Linked DNA regions of Homo sapiens: all the other regions are linked to region 1. Evidence: chromatin loops called from intact Hi-C (ENCODE). Cell type or tissue: MCF 10A. All regions are shown on one strand.

Region 1 (2,500 bases):
ATCTTCAGATTATTAAGTAGTACTTAGTAATAAAGTTATTAAGCTTCTAGTTTCTATAAAAATGACAGTCTGCTAGCACTTTACATGAACTGTGTGGAACTGATATGTGATGTTTCCAGTGTTTAGTAATGTGGGTCACAAACTTAGTAAAATTTTAAGGTATTTGAAAATACAAATAGTCTCACTTAGAAGAGTCAATCCCAGTTTTCATAAACCAACAAAATTAGGTTATCTAAATTATACACTTGATAATTCAGTGTTTATGGGCTAGAATAATCCAACTGTGCTAGAATAATCCAATTTTTTATTCATAATTATTATGGAATTTCATTTCACATAGAACACATACATTAAATACAAACATACATTTCTATTTCACACAGTGGTATATCATTTAATCAGAGGTTCCAAAGAAGGAGAGGTATTGGGAGCTATCTTGTTACCAAACAAAGCAGATACGTTTGCCCAGCACTGAAGATGGGTAGAATGTGAACTTCTTTGTTTTTTGGCATTGATACAAGGATTGCTGCCTAAATAAGATATTTTGGGGAGAAAAAATATTTTCTGGTTGGCACTACTGAATATAAGAATATGTGGAATCCTTTTATATTGCATCTTTATGTCATCCAGTGATAAGTAGGAAATATCTACTCAGCCTCTGCTGGGTACCTGGGATTGGGTTAGGTGCTGGGACCACAAAGAAAGAGAGTTCCTGACATCTTTATGTCTAAGTAAAAAGAGAGACTGCATATGCACTCTCTCTGCATATAGATCATTAGGCATATCAGTTTGATCTCCATGTTTGAGAAGGCCCACAGAAAAATGAACTCACTGATACCTTTTCAAGGTCATATCTTTTAAAGGCGGTAGTGTTTACTAATTTGCTGGTTTGTTCATTCTAAAGTCATTTGTGGGTCTCTCCTGAGCCAAGCACTGTGCTAAGACAGCGCTACCCTGTAAAGGGGTAAACCTTACCTGTTGACTTTCTAAGCAAATTCTTATGGTATGACCCTGCTCTGAGGCTTGCAGACAGCAATGTGGTATATTCAGCTCAACGTTTAGAGAGTTTTGATAATTATGAGGTTACCCTGAGTCCAGTAAGAACTTCTGTCACTGTGTACTGTCTCATCTTTGTATGACTAAGAAAACAGTCTCAGTCAGAAAATGTTAAACAGAAATGGTCCAAGTCTATGCACTCAATAAATAACTGAGATGATCATTCTAGATAAAATCAACTCCAGCGTTAAATAATTGTAAGTAGCTAGCTCGAATTGAATTGAATCTCTGATAGAAACCCAGTTCCAATACAAAAGGGTGCCATCTAATGGTTAACCTAGAGCAGCTTGATGAAAGTGCTTGCGGTTCCTATTTTAATTCGCAGCTACATCTGCTGGCCTAAAAGGGAACATGTTTAAAATGCTTAAAGTGAAACTTCGGTTTCTTTAAAGTATTTTGGTTTTACTGTTTGTTTATTCATAATTATTCTGGAATTTCATTTCACATAGAATGCATATAATAACATTAAATATAAACACATGTGTATTTTACACACTGTTATATCATTTAACCAGAGGATCTAAAGAAGGAGAGGTAGCAGAAGATGTCTTGTTAGACCAAGGCAGGTAAGTTTGCCCAGCATTGACAATGGGGAGAAATCAGTGCCAGTTCAGTATCTACCCTGCTCCCCGGCCCACCCTGGCCAACAAGCACGGCTTGACTGTTCAGTTTGTGTTCATCGATTACTTTCAACTATGGTATTTTATTATTTGATTATAATTAAGATAGCACCAATTTTATCACAATAACTTAATTCTGGAAAAAAAGATGAACATTTACTTTGGGTTTGTAGTCTCCTAAATCAGCTGTGTACATGATCATGGGAATGCATGCTGGGACACTATGATGAGGCCAGGTGAGTGCACACTGGGACACTATGATGAGGCCAGGTGAGTGCACACTGCGACACTATGATGAGGCCAGGTGAGCGCACACTGGGACACTATGATGAGGCCAGGTGAGTGCACACTGGGGCACTATGATGAGGCCAGGTGAGCGCACACTGGGACACTATGATGAGGCCGGGTGAGCGCACACAGGGACACTATGATGAGGCCGGGTGAGCGCACACTGGGACACAATGATGAGGCCGGGTGAGCGCACACTGGGGCTCTATGATGAGGCCGGGTGAGCGCACACTGCGGCACTATGACGAGGCCGGGTGAGTGCACACTGAGACACTATGAGGCTAGGTGAGCGCACACTGGGGCACTATGATGAGGCCAGGTGAGCGGACACTGGGACACTGTGATGAGGCCAGGTGAGCGCACACTGGGACACTGTGATGAGGCCAGGTGAGCGCACACTGGGGCACTGTGATGAGGCTAGGGGAGTGCACACTGGGGCACTGTGATGAGGCTAGGTGAGCGCACACTGGGGCGCTCTGATGAGGCCACGTGAGCGCACACTGGGACACTATGATTAGGCCAGGTGAGCGCACAGT
Region 2 (2,500 bases), 560 kb before region 1:
CTGGCTGAGAGAGAATCAAGGAAGGCTTGGTCAGCCACTGAATTTCCACAAGAAAATTGATCTTTTCCATCACTGGGTAAAATCTGAATAGGAGAAAGAGCCGCAATTATTTTCATAGATTACGGTCACTTCAGGGAGTCTTCGAGGGCAAGCAAGAATTGTCAAAAAGGGTTTATATTCTTCAATGCTACAAATTTCTCTGTAAGCACTGCTTTTGCCGCATACTCATATTTTAATGGGTTGTATTTTCATTTTTATTTAGTTCAAACTATTTTTTAATTTCTCGAGATTTCTTCTTTGATCCATGCATTATTTAGAAGTGGATTGTTCAATCTCTAAGTATTTACAGATTTTCCATCTATCTTTCTGTTTTGATTTCTAGTGTGATTCCATTGTGGTCTCAGGGCAGACACTGTATGATTTCTTTCAAACATGTTGAGGTATGTTTTATGGCTCAGAATATGTGGTCTGTCTTAGAGAATGTTCCATGTAAGCTTGAAAAGAATGTGTATGCTGCTGTGGTTTGATGAAGCAGTCTATAGATGTCCCTAAGTGGACATCAATTTATTGATGGTGCTGAGTTCAACCACGTCCTTACTGATTTTCTGCCTGCAGGATCTATTTCTAATAGAGGGGGTTTTATATTCTTAAAGGTAAGCAAACCCAAGAATATCTGTAATCACTATTCCTTTATATAAGCAGAATCCTAGAAAATCCAATTACTGCCAATATCAACTTAAATTCTCAGATTTTTCTCAATCTTGTCAATTTGTGGGCTCCTGGATGCAAAGTGCATACAAGTAAAACAAGACTTCAACATAAGACCTACGGAGTGAGGCCAGGGGCCTGTGAATAGGGGGTTGCAGTTGTATGGAAAAGGCTGTGGTGTGTGCATGGGCACACGTTTCTGAGGGAAAGCCTAGAGATTGCATCGGATTCTCTGAGGGGTCATGACTCCCCACCCTCACTGTCTATCAACAACAGAAGGACGGCCTTAGATCTCACTCTGCAGACAGGTCCCAGGTAAACATCCTCTGGGGGGAATTCTTTTCTCCTGGAGGTGAACCAAAGGTACCTTTATTCTTGATCTAGCTCCAGTTGTACTCACAGGGCATCAGGAAACCTTCGCTTCTTTCTGTCACCCAACATGAAAGACAAGCTTACCAAGAACCTTCGCTCGGTTTGGAGGGACCGAAAGACAACCAGCAGGGGGCGCCAGGTGGTTGGCTCAGCTTGGGGGTGTCCCAGGCAGGACCAGCCCAGGCTGCTGTGTTGCTCTCCTGGGTATCCATCCTAACAGCTCTACCCAGGAGATCCCCACAGCAGCTCCCCCAAGACACCCCTCTGTCTATGGGAATGGGAGAAGGAACTGAGATATGCACTTAAAAAAATCTATTTAAACTGTGAGTCTATTGTACAATAAACAATATTATAGATGGCAGCAATATCAGCAAAGGAAAAATACGTTATATGTGTCATATTATAAATATATATCTATATTTATAATTTATATAATTTATAATACATTTTATAAAATTTATATATTTTGCTTATAAAAATATAAATATATATTTAAAATGTATATATTAACAGATATATTGAGATATAATTTCATATATCTTATTGAATTTATACAATTTATAATATATATTTATAATATAGATAATATTAGCAAAGGAAAAATACTAACTTTTATTCAGACCAATTAAAAGTTGCTATCCCTGGAAGAAACTTAACCTAAATATCTGTAGTCATTCTTTGAAGCTTGGGTCTACAGGTAATATTTTTCTTAGTTCTATTTCAATGTAGTTTCCATATTTTATATAGTTAACATTTATTATATTTACAATGGAAATTTTGTTTTGCAAAAAGTTGCTGACTTCTTGTAAGTTGATAATTCATAAAAAGATGCCTGGCAAAGATGAGCTCTAATGAATGAATGACAGGAAGCTCTTACTTCAACGTAGTCTGTGGGAACCAGCCCTCGTTCTCCTTTGATGTTTCTTCCTTCCAGCCATCCTCCACCTACATCCTAATAAGTCACCAAAAAAAAAAAAAAAAGAAAAAGATTACAGTTGAGATTTCCTGGAGAAATTTTGTGTGGAGGAATTGTTATACATAAAAAAAGCAATTAACATTAAGCTTTTCATTCCTAGAGAACACCGTTCAAAATCTTAAATTCTTAAGCCTTCTCTTTACTTCAGAAAATGATGTAACCTAAAAACAAGAAAAATCAAACTTCAATAATAAGTGATCAAAGATTGAAAACAGCTGATGATTAGATGACCCTCATCTTGTCTGTGTACTGGTCTGCGGCAGATAATAAAAGTGGCTTGCAGCTCTGAATGTGAAGCGGTGGGATGCGCATCCCAGGCCTGGAATCTGCCCTCTGCCACCTCGCTGGTCAACAGAATCAAGTGGAAATCCTCCAGGGAATCCAGAACCTTGCCTCAAGGGCTTCTGCACACTTCAGCTGACTCTTCTGGCACCCAAGTCGCTA
Region 3 (2,500 bases), 350 kb before region 1:
TAAGCCATTTAATTTAAAAAATCTATATAGAAGTCACTCAGAAATGTTTTCCAAATGACTCTTTGGAACCCTGACTTATCTGATGATAAGCACCTCTTCTACACAGATTTGTTTAAACATCTTAAAAGATGACTGTCTATCTAAGTCTAGCTATGGGTGTTTCCCCTGATAGAGGGACTGCTTTTGTAGTAATAATGAACCTACTCTCTGTGCCCTCCCCAGCTTTCCTGCTGGGATGACAGCAGGGGGCAGGGGCACTGGCATCAGGCACCTAAGTATCTAAGTCCTGCGTGTAGTTCACAGCTTTGAAAACACTTTGCCACATTCAAACTGATTTCCATTTAGAAGGCAAATCTCAGTTGGGGCACACGGGGACCAGGCTCTGTTCTGCAGGGTGTCACCCATCTAAATCTCCTGTTGGCTCAGAAGAGAGCACTGGCGTGGACAGAGCAGAGTTTTGTCAGATTCCAACCAAGGGTAGTGCAATGACTCTACTGACTGGAATTTACAATTCTCATTAAACGCTCTCAAAACGTCGCCTGTTTTGAACATATGCTTCTTAGAAAAAACTTAGATATCAAATGACTCAGGGATACCTGATTTTTTTAAAAGAGCTTTTCCTAATTTTCCACTCTGCCAGAATTCCAAGGGCGATGGGTTCATAAACCTTCATGGCTGTGATTCTCATTTGAGAAAGTCATGGGGGAAAATGGCCAGTATTTTCAGGGTTACTGTGGAGATGGCCATGACAAATATTCTTACACTTCCCTTTTTTTTTTTTTAAACCTTTGCTTCTAATTCTTATTTGCCCATTTCTTGTTGACTTTTCTACTTAACTTTCTTGCTCTCTGGACTCACCAACTCTCTTCCCCTCTATCCTTCTTCCCCATTGATTTCTCTCCCACTTCTCCTTTTTCCGTCTTCTCTTTTTCTTCTTTGTTTCTTCCTTTCTACCTCTCTCTTTTTTACTTTGAACCCTTTTCCCTCCGCTACCCAGCCTTCCTGGCTTTTCATTTGAGGACCCTTTTACCTTCCACCAGTAGAGGGAGACATCACCGCTCGCTTTTTCTCTCTTACAATTTGGTGGCTGTGCATACATCCCGGCTAACACCAAGAAGCCGTTGGTTATGTTTGAATTGATCTAACCAGTTATATAATCCTAAGGAAAAACAGCTGACCACTTAGATATCTGACAGTGATAGTCCATCTACTCTGAACAGAAAACTGAGATACTCATGTTTTTATTCCAAAACAACCTTTTAAAAGTTCATATGTATCAAATATTAGGTTGAATCATATGACATTACCAATTTTTAAGGTCAAAAATTGGCCGAATGCTGGATACTAATAGAATAGAATTTTGATTTCTTGTAAGAGTGTCTATGAAAAGACCTTTCTGCTGGCAGCATAAAAATCCCACTGTCTGGAGTGCTGGAGCTTTTGCTGTCATTGCAGTAAGTCACTGTGACAGCTGATTTACTGCCCAAATGAAGTGTCGGCATGTAACTTGCAAAGAAGTTTATGGCTTCAGATGTCTGGAAGTCATACACATTAGCACTTAATGTTACAATTTAAAAATGCCATAGAGATCATTCCTGTTTCTGCAGATTCTCAAATAAAATTGCTCATGTAGGAATACATTTTATTTTACCCTAGCTGACGTCTTGTCTGAAAAAACCGAGTGTACAGATGCTACTAAAAGCAAAACTAGGAGCTTTCTAGATGGTCTGTGTACAAATTAAGAATGAGTGAAATTATTTATTTCTTTTGCTCCAATTCTGTCAAAAGCATTAGAGTTACGCATCATGTATTTCTGCTTGGCTGTGAAGCTCTGTTCTGGGGTCTTATGAATGCTTATTAACAGTTACAGAAACACCACAGTCTTCTAAAGTCCACCTAAAATGCAGGTGCAGGTTGGAAGGAGAGCTTTTTTGTATTCTTTTATTTAACATTATCATTTACGTTTGCCTAAGTTATTTTTTTTCCTACTACATTTGATTTTTCAGATTACATGGAGAGTTCTTCTGCAATACTAGCTTAATAAATCATGCAACTGCTGGTTTAATCTTGTTTTGATACTGGATTGGGGTATTTAAAATGTTAGGTTAAGTAAATACAGTAAATGATTTTCTAAAAACAAAATTGTAGCAATTATGTACCATGTTACTATCTTTGCATTTAGCATGCGATCCCAAAGGACCTTTGTAGCAACAAGTGCCAGATATAAGCATAAATGATGACACCAATGCTATACAAAAGTTAAATTATTTGACAATCAAATGAAGTGTGTACACTAAAAAGTGGATCATAACTGGATGTCGTGAGTATGTCATGCATATACATTGTTCTAGATAGAACTTCAATGTTAGCTCATAATAAAAGCCAATAATGAGGGAAGCAGCAATAATGAAAATGTGGTCCTCAGCTGGCTCTGGGTTATCTGCACATACTTCCAGTATGGGTCCTTGAAATTTCATAGGAGTTCAGATGGCAAGAGACA

The links. A loop is a pair of places that touch in the nucleus more often than their neighbours do. Peaks named below come from ENCODE experiments on the same cell type or tissue, not always from the same donor. Only the 100,000 strongest peaks of a DNase experiment are listed, where the experiment ranks them.
Region 2: it touches region 1 in a loop (12-fold over the local background); 12 of 110 quality-filtered maps call a loop at or near these places.
Region 3: a loop joins it to region 1, with 21 times the contacts of the local background. A loop is called at or near these places in 93 of 110 quality-filtered maps.

The regions. Positions count from the first base shown.
Region 1 is chr6:157,313,752-157,316,251 of GRCh38, reverse strand. The region is part of intron 3 of TMEM242 (transmembrane protein 242); the gene reads left to right. Among named protein-coding and RNA genes, the nearest start is that of TMEM242, 8.5 kb to the left of the region's middle. RefSeq lists an enhancer at 1,639-2,500. In MCF 10A, a CTCF peak has its summit at 1,362 (motif pointing left); a DNase peak (open chromatin) is centred at 1,351.
Region 2 is chr6:157,872,634-157,875,133 of GRCh38, reverse strand. SNX9 (sorting nexin 9) reads right to left here. Exons shown (of 18, transcript NM_016224.5): 3 at 1,958-2,032; 4 at 1-83. Among named protein-coding and RNA genes, the nearest start is that of SNX9-AS1, 19 kb to the left of the region's middle. RefSeq lists a silencer at 1,254-1,323. In MCF 10A, a CTCF peak has its summit at 1,204 (motif pointing right); a DNase peak (open chromatin) is centred at 1,233.
Region 3 is chr6:157,665,900-157,668,399 of GRCh38, reverse strand. The region is part of intron 8 of ZDHHC14 (zDHHC palmitoyltransferase 14); the gene reads right to left. Among named protein-coding and RNA genes, the nearest start is that of MIR3692, 140 kb to the right of the region's middle. In MCF 10A, a CTCF peak has its summit at 1,039 (motif pointing right); a DNase peak (open chromatin) is centred at 1,049.